3 separate regions of the Homo sapiens genome follow, and regions 2 and 3 are each linked to region 1. The links are chromatin loops, found by intact Hi-C in ENCODE. Cell type or tissue: MCF 10A. All regions are shown on one strand. Region 1 overlaps VEGFA (vascular endothelial growth factor A). Region 2 has its middle 49 kb from the start of LINC03040. Region 3 overlaps RSPH9 (radial spoke head component 9).

Region 1 (2,500 bases):
TTCCCTCGCCAACAGTTCCGAGTGAGCTGTGCTTTAGCTCTCGTGGGGGTGGGTCAAGGGAGGATTTGAAGAGTCATTGCCCCACTTTACCCTTTTGGAGAAATGGCTTGAAATTTGCTGTGACACGGGCAGCATGGGAATAGTCCTTCCTGAACCCTGGAAAGGAGCTCCTGCCAGCCTTGCACACACTTTGTCCTGGTGAAAGGCAGCCCTGGAGCAGGTGTTTTTTTGGAACTCCAAACCTGCCCACCCAACTTGCTTCTGAAAGGGACTCTAAAGGGTCCCTTTCCGCTCCTCTCTGACGCCTTCCCTCAGCCAGAATTCCCTTGGAGAGGAGGCAAGAGGAAAGCCATGGACAGGGGTCGCTGCTAACACCGCAAGTTCCTCAGACCCTGGCACAAAGGCCTTGGCTACAGGCCTCCAAGTAGGGAGGAGGGGGAGGAGTGGCTGCCTGGCCACAGTGTGACCTTCAGAGGCCCCCAGAGAAGGACACCTGGCCCCTGCCTGCCTAGAACCGCCCCTCCTGTGCTCCCTGGCCTTGGAAGGGGTATGAAATTTCCGTCCCCTTTCCTCCTTGGGGCCCAGGAGGAGTGGAGGGTCCCGGGAGAATATTGTCAGGGGGAAGGCAGGGGGTGTCATGGGAATGGGTGAGGGGGCTGAGGTGCAGAATCCAGGGGGTCCCTGCAGGAGCCGCAGTGGTAAGCTGTCCAGCTGGAAGCCTGGTAACTGTTGTTTTCTCTTGAGAGGGGCTTCCTGTGACCTTGGCTGTCTCTGGGAGCAGGGCTGGGGTACCTGAGTGGGGTGCATTTGGGGTGTGTGGGAAGGAGAGGGAAAGAAAGATGGACAGTGGGACTCTCCCCTAGCAGGGTCTGGTGTTCCGTAGGCTAGAGTGCCCCTCTGCTCTGCGAGTGCTGGGCGGGAGGGGAGTTGGTGAGAGCTGGAGACCCCCAGGAAGGGCTGGCAGAAGCCTTTCCTTTTGGGTGCTGTCAGGTCCGCATGTCTTGGCGTGTTGACCTTCACAGCTTCTGGCGAGGGGAGGAATGATCTGATGCGGGTGGGGAGGGTTAGAGGAGGCCTCAGGCCTAAGGTGGTGCAGGGGGCCCCCTAGGGGCTGGGCAGTGCCAAGGCATAAAAGCCTTCCCTGGTCCCTGGTGGCATTTGAAGGTGCCCAGGTGAGAGGGGCTTGGCACCTCCTCACCCTGGGAGGGAGAAGAAACCAGGGAACAGGTAGGAGTGGGAGACAGGTGAGGCTTTGGAAATCTATTGAGGCTCTGGAGAGATTTGTGTAGAGAGGAAAATGTGGTTCTCCCCCAGGGTCTCCTCCTGGGTTTTTACCCTCTAAGCAACCTGTGGGCATGCTGGGTTATTCCTAAGGACTAGAAGAGCTTGGATGGGGGAGGGTGGTTGGTGCCCTTCGGTCCTCGGCACCCCCCTCCGTCTCCAACACCAGCTCACCCTGGTATTTGTCATGTCAGCAGGAGAAGGTCACCATGTTGTTTTTCTCGCCCCTAGTCCTTCCTTCCTGCCCCAGTCCAAATTTGTCCTCCTATTTGACCTTAATACTTACCATGGCTTTGGACCAGGGAACTAGGGGGATAGTGAGAGCAGGGAGAGGGAAGTGTGGGGAAGGTACAGGGGACCTCGACAGTGAAGCATTCTGGGGTTTTCCTCCTGCATTTCGAGCTCCCCAGCCCCCAACATCTGGTTAGTCTTTAACTTCCTCGGGTTCATAACCATAGCAGTCCAGGAGTGGTGGGCATATTCTGTGCCCGTGGGGACCCCCGGTTGTGTCCTGTTCGACTCAGAAGACTTGGAGAAGCCAGAGGCTGTTGGTGGGAGGGAAGTGAGGAGGGAGGAGGGGCTGGGTGGCTGGGCCTGTGCACCCCAGCCCCTGCCCATGCCCATGCCTTGCTCTCTTTCTGTCCTCAGTGGTCCCAGGCTGCACCCATGGCAGAAGGAGGAGGGCAGAATCATCACGAAGGTGAGTCCCCCTGGCTGTTGGATGGGGTTCCCTGTCCTCTCAGGGGATGGGTGGATGGCCTAATTCCTTTTTCTTCAGAACTGTGGGGAGGAAGGGGAAGGGGCACAGGAATATAAGGATCAAGAAAGAAAGAGCTGGGCACCACGAGGTTCACCCTCAGTTTCGTGAGGACTCTCCGCTGTTCAGGTCTCTGCTAGAAGTAGGACTTGTTGCCTTTTTCTTCTGCTCTTTCCAGTAAAATTTTATTTGGAGAAGGAGTCGTGCGCACAGAGCAGGAAGACAGTGTTCAGGGATCCTAGGTGTTGGGGGAAGTGTCCCTTGTTTCCCCTAGCTCCCAGGGGAGAGTGGACATTTAGTGTCATTTCCTATATAGACATGTCCCATTTGTGGGAACTGTGACCCTTCCTGTGTGAGCTGGAGGCACAGAGGGCTCAGCCTAATGGGATCTCTCCTCCCTTCCCTGGTTTGCATTCCTTTGGGGGTGGAGAAAACCCCATTTGACTATGTTCGGGTGCTGTG
Region 2 (2,500 bases), 180 kb after region 1:
TCGCAAAGCAGCCTCCAACCCAGCTCTGGAGAAGACGCACGAAGGCTTCATGAAGGCTTTGCCAGGAGGGGCTGTGAATCAGGCAGCTGCACGCGCCCAGGCCACAGGGTGGGCCACTTCTGCGAGTTTTCTCTCTGCCAGTTTCATGACCTCCATCAGGTCTCTGGCTCCCATCCTGCCAGCTCTGGGTTCTGAGATGAGTGGAGCCTTTGTCTGATGGGTAGACTAAGCCTGAGACCCTAGAGGCATCACTTCTTTTCTCAAATGTTTAAACGGGAGGGGCATGGGGGTAGGAGCAGTTAGGGAGAGCCAGGGCACAACCCCAGGTCTGTGTTCTCCCAGCCCAGGTTCTTTCTATTGTTCCCCAAGCCCTCAGCCCCGGTCTCACTCCCTTACTCCTCACCTACTTCTATCTCACTGTTTTCTAGAAAGAAGAGGCAGTAGGAAGAACAGGGCTCTATATCAAGCCCTGTTGCTGAGTGGACTCATATCTCATCAGTCTTGTCCCCCCAGGCTTGTCTCCATGTTTAGCAGTCCAACCTGTGCATGAATGACTAGAAATCAAGAGGAAGGCGAGCTGTGGCCATGTGAGAGGTATGGTTCCCGGCATTCCACGTTCAGAAGGAAGTGGGCATCATCCAGCTGTTGGGTTCCAGGACAGGCCCTTGAAGGGAAGGGGTGGCATGGGCATGCAGATGCAGAGGGAGAGGAGAATGCAGGGGGTGAATTGGGAGAAGCCCCTGTTTGCAGTTTGCAGTTTTCCTGCAACATGTGGTCTTACCTGCCATGAGCTGGGCAGGCAGGGCAGCAGCTGTGCTAGCCTGGGAAGGGCAAGTAAAGCCTGGAATGGTCAGGGTTCATAGCAAGCAGGGCCCAGCTCTCCAGCAACCTCTCCCAGGGCAGGAGGCATGGGCTCTGGAAGTCTCCAAGTCTTCCTCTGTACATGTGGGTCCCCACATCTGTTCTCTGCAGGCAGGAGACACATTCTCAGCCTGAGAGGGAAGTTGGGCTTGTCCCTGCTTACAGCACCTCTCCCTGGCGGGCCCAGCTGGCCCAGAGGTGAAGGGTGAGCAGGCAGGCAGCCTTGGCAGTCCAGAGGAGCAGCAGCACACCCTGGGGGCGGCCCGAGCCCTGGCAGCCAACTCTGCTGTCCTTGCAGTGCAGCCAGAGACAGGAGGGGGCTGCTCAGGGTCCTGCTCTGAAGGATGGGGCTGGAGTTTGACATACTTAGCTTGGGTCGCACAGGAGATAGGGGTGCCCTGGGATGAACCCCTCTGCCTGGCTGCTGCAGGGCGGCCTAGCAGCAGCTGGAAGAATCAGTTCTGGGCCAGGGCCCTGCCAGAGCTTTCACCCCCACCCAGGGTAGAGCACCTGGAAGTGCCCCTCAGAGACAAGTCCCTTGATCTCTTGGGGCCCCCATTCCCTCAGGCAGCTCATGGAGGCCTCTCAGGGCTAAATGAGATCATGCGGATGGCGTGGTTAGGACAGTCTGACACAAGGGCAGTGTTTGTGAGTGTGAGTTGCCGCTACTGTGGTGGTGTCATTAGTAATATTCCTCTACTCTAGGCCACTCCCCACCCCTGCCTGAGGCAGCTCTTGTCTGATGCCAACTGAGATTAGGGTCATTTGGGTGAGGGCCATGAGGCCGGACTTTGTGTGTGGGGTGGGGGTATGGGGGAACTCCCCACAAAGAGGCGGCTCCTTCTGGTGGGGCTCAGGGAAGAAAGAGAAGGCCTCAGACAAGATGCTGGATTTCAGGAGGTGGGAATCCTGACTCCCAGCTCAGCCTCTGAAGGTGCTGGGTGTCTGAGATGAGTCTGTGTTGCAGGAGTGAGTGTCATGGGGCTTTGGCCACAGAGATGCCACCCAGAAGCCAGCAGAGGCACCCTGTAGGGGGCCTCCAAGTGGAAAAAGAGCAGGCTTAGGCAATGCATTGTCAGCCACACCACCTCAAAGGCCTTATCTCTCTGAGTTTACTGCCTTTGGCTTTTTAAATACTCCAGCCTGGTCCCTGGTGCTAAAAAGAATTAAAGGACAGCACCTGTGTCCATCATTCATTCATTCACTCCTTCCTTCTTTCAGTGCCTGTAAGATGTAGGATCAACAAGACACACGCCTGCCCTCAGGCTGTGGTGGACACTCCCTTGAACAGGCTCATACCTCTCCCCACAAGACCACTGTGAGATGGCATCAGAATCTGGCGAGAGACCCCCATGGGGCAGATCCAGGCACCAAGCTGCCGCTCTTAGTCAGGAAGGTACTTCCAGTGCCAATTTTGGGAGTTCTGGGCTCATCTTTATTAAACAGGTGGCATTTCCATACTGTCCCATTATCCATCAGGAAAATGGAAGTTTCCTGTTCCTTCTCTGTGTCCACATTTGTGGACATTGCCAAAGTTCTGACAATGGCCTACCACCAGCCCCTACAAAATCTAGTCCCTCCTACTTCTCTGATCTCACCTCCCACTACTCTCCCTCATTCATTCCACACTGGTCTCCTT
Region 3 (2,500 bases), 110 kb before region 1:
GGACAGCTCTGATTTTCCTCCCCGGTCCCCTTTCCTTATCAGCTAGGAAAAGAGCAGTCTGAGCTGCTTGGAGGCTCCCCTGCCAGGCAGGCAGCAGCTGGGCTGGGCTGCTAATTGGGGCCAAAATCCCAAGGAAGAGTTCCCTGGGACACCAGGACTGGCTGGAGGGATGGGATTTGGCAGCTGTTTTCTGGCCAGTTAGGATAACTGTTTCCTTTCAGGGTCTGAGGCAGTTGTTCAGGGTGACTTCACGTGGCTTCTGAGCAGGTGTGGTTTTGGTTGGCCCTGTTCCTGGGACTCCTGCTCTGTGTCCATGAGGTAGGCCAACGACTCCGCATCTTGTCCCTTGGCCAAAGTGACAAGAGACACCTTGGCTGAAGAGAGGAGTGGGAGAGCTGTTGTCCTCATGAGTTGTCATGCCGTGTCCAGGGATCCGCAAAGTTCCATGGGAGTGGGTAGCTGGTTCTGGGGTGGCAGGACCATCCTCCTGCCGGATCCAGGGTAATGACTAAGAGTTCTCTGACCTTGGGCTGCAGCCAGGTGGCATAGATGCAGCCGTGGGTCAGGAGGCCATATATATACATATATTTGAGACAGAGTCTCGCTGGAACCTCAGCTCATTACAACCTCTGCCTCCTGGGTTCAAGCAATTCTCCTGCCTCCGTCTCCCAAGTAGCTGGGATTACAGGCGCATGTCACCACGCCTAATTTTTGTATTTTTAGCAGAGATGAGGTTTCACCATGTTGCCCAGGCTGCTCTCGAACTCCTGACCTCAGGTGATCTGCCCACCTCAGCCTCCCAAAGTGCTGGGATTACAGGCGTGAGCCAGCACGCCCGGTCAGGAGCCTAGATTCCTAGGTAGTATCTTGCCATTCGATGCTCCCTGAACATCCACTATATCAGCAAATAGCCACTGAGCAGCTACAACAGGCACCTGTGATGCCCTTGGAATAAGAAAAACACCTCCCTTGCCTCAGAGGTTTGGGAAGATCAAATGAAACAGAGGATGGGAAAGGGAAATGTAAACTAGAGGGTGCCTTGCAAGCATCGGTGTCCTGGGAGGTAAAGGAGGAGGGCTGGAGGGCCACTGCTCCTCTCCTTGCTCCACTCTGGGCTGGTGCAAAGGTCTCAGAATTGCCAGGTGCACACAGGCTGGGGCTCCTTCCCAAGCAATTCCTCAGCAGCAATGCTCAGTTCAGGCAGCAGAGGGCAGCAACGCGCCTGCCTGCCTACCTGGAAAGCAGCCTTTGAAAGCTGCTGCTGGTGGTGGTTGAGGACCGGGAAGGGGGCGAGTGAGGCGGGCATGGGCGCGGGGGGGAACATGGTGCCCAGGGTCAGCCTTCCCTTCGGGATGTGCGCAGGTGGCTCTTCCTGCCCCAGTTCCTTGGAAGCCTGGCTGACAAGTGTTCAGCCTTCTGGGCCACGGGGCCTGCCTTTGCTACTCGATTTGATACGGGTCTGGCAGCCAGAGGTTTCTCCCTCCTCCTCCTCCTCTGTCCTCAGGCCTCTAGGGGGTATATGATTCTTGTGGCCCTTGTAGGGGATGGGGGTGCCTCTCCCACTGGGAACCCATGGCCATTTTTTTTTTGTATGTGACAAAAATTTTGTTGGTGCTCATCTGAGAGGGTTTGAGCCATCTGTTGCCCCTGGACAGCCCTGGTCCCCAGCCTGGCCTACTGTCCCTCGATCTTAATCCCAGAGCTGCCTTTCTTCCAGGATGGCAGGAGAATGTAATTAGAGTAAGTACGCCCTAGCCTGAGGTTTCCATACTAGCAAGGTGGGTGAGACCCTGTGGGCCCAGGAAACCCAGGAGGAACCCCTCCTGATTTACCAACCTGTACCCATCACATCCTCAAAACACAGCTTCTGGAGAAGAGTGGCTGCTAGGGGGCAGGAGGGATTTGGGGAGAGAAGAGAGAGCGGGGGCTGTGAACCTGCAGCACCAAGTCTGCAGGGGGCTTTTCCCCGAGTCCTGGAGGCGGTGACAGCAGCTGGCTGGGCTCAGCCTGTTCAGCAGTTGCAGTAAGAAAGTGGGTGAAGGTGACAGCAAGTGCTTGGCTCTTCAGGTAGATGCTACGTGACTCCTGGCACGTTGAGTCTGTGTTTCCCGGGCGACCAGCTGAGCCAGGGACGATGAGAGGACAGGAGTGTGACAGGAATGCGAGGGAGGGAGGCAGTGCTGTTTTCTGGCTGGCCCTACATGCCGCTACCGTACTCCACCAGCACCCTCCCGCCTGCGCAGCACTGCCCCCTGCCAGGCGGGGGCACTGTATTTCCCTAGCTCCCCTGCCAGTTTCTCCTTGCTCTCTGGGTAGGAGCCCCTGCTGATAGGCCTAGGCCACTTCGTCCAAGAACACTGCCCCCCGCCCCCTGCATTATCTACTGGAGGCAAGAGGTGGCCAAAGCCTAGGCAGGCAGGCTGGTGTGAGGGCAGGGCAGGACCAAGCCCTTGCCCAGGCATGCCAAGGTGCTGGCAACAATGAACTGACAAGGGTCTAG

The links. A loop is a pair of places that touch in the nucleus more often than their neighbours do. Peaks named below come from ENCODE experiments on the same cell type or tissue, not always from the same donor. Only the 100,000 strongest peaks of a DNase experiment are listed, where the experiment ranks them.
Region 2: it touches region 1 in a loop (18-fold over the local background); 56 of 110 quality-filtered maps call a loop at or near these places.
Region 3: a loop joins it to region 1, with 10 times the contacts of the local background. A loop is called at or near these places in 81 of 110 quality-filtered maps.

Annotation. Positions count from the first base shown.
Region 1 is chr6:43,772,412-43,774,911 of GRCh38, forward strand. It overlaps VEGFA (vascular endothelial growth factor A), which reads left to right. Exons shown (of 8, transcript NM_003376.6): 2 at 1,930-1,981. Among named protein-coding and RNA genes, the nearest start is that of VEGFA, 3.5 kb to the left of the region's middle. RefSeq lists enhancers at 1-522, 523-1,288, 2,341-2,500. In MCF 10A, a CTCF peak has its summit at 1,101 (motif pointing left); a DNase peak (open chromatin) is centred at 1,060.
Region 2 is chr6:43,950,335-43,952,834 of GRCh38, forward strand. No RefSeq gene overlaps it. Among named protein-coding and RNA genes, the nearest start is that of LINC03040, 49 kb to the right of the region's middle. RefSeq lists an enhancer at 328-1,313. In MCF 10A, a CTCF peak has its summit at 1,123; no DNase peak of the experiment used is centred here.
Region 3 is chr6:43,666,203-43,668,702 of GRCh38, forward strand. All of the region lies in intron 4 of RSPH9 (radial spoke head component 9), which reads left to right. Among named protein-coding and RNA genes, the nearest start is that of MRPS18A, 20 kb to the right of the region's middle. RefSeq lists enhancers at 885-954, 1,575-1,724, 2,345-2,434. In MCF 10A, CTCF peaks have their summits at 1,176 (motif pointing right) and 2,298 (motif pointing right); DNase peaks (open chromatin) are centred at 1,199 and 2,279.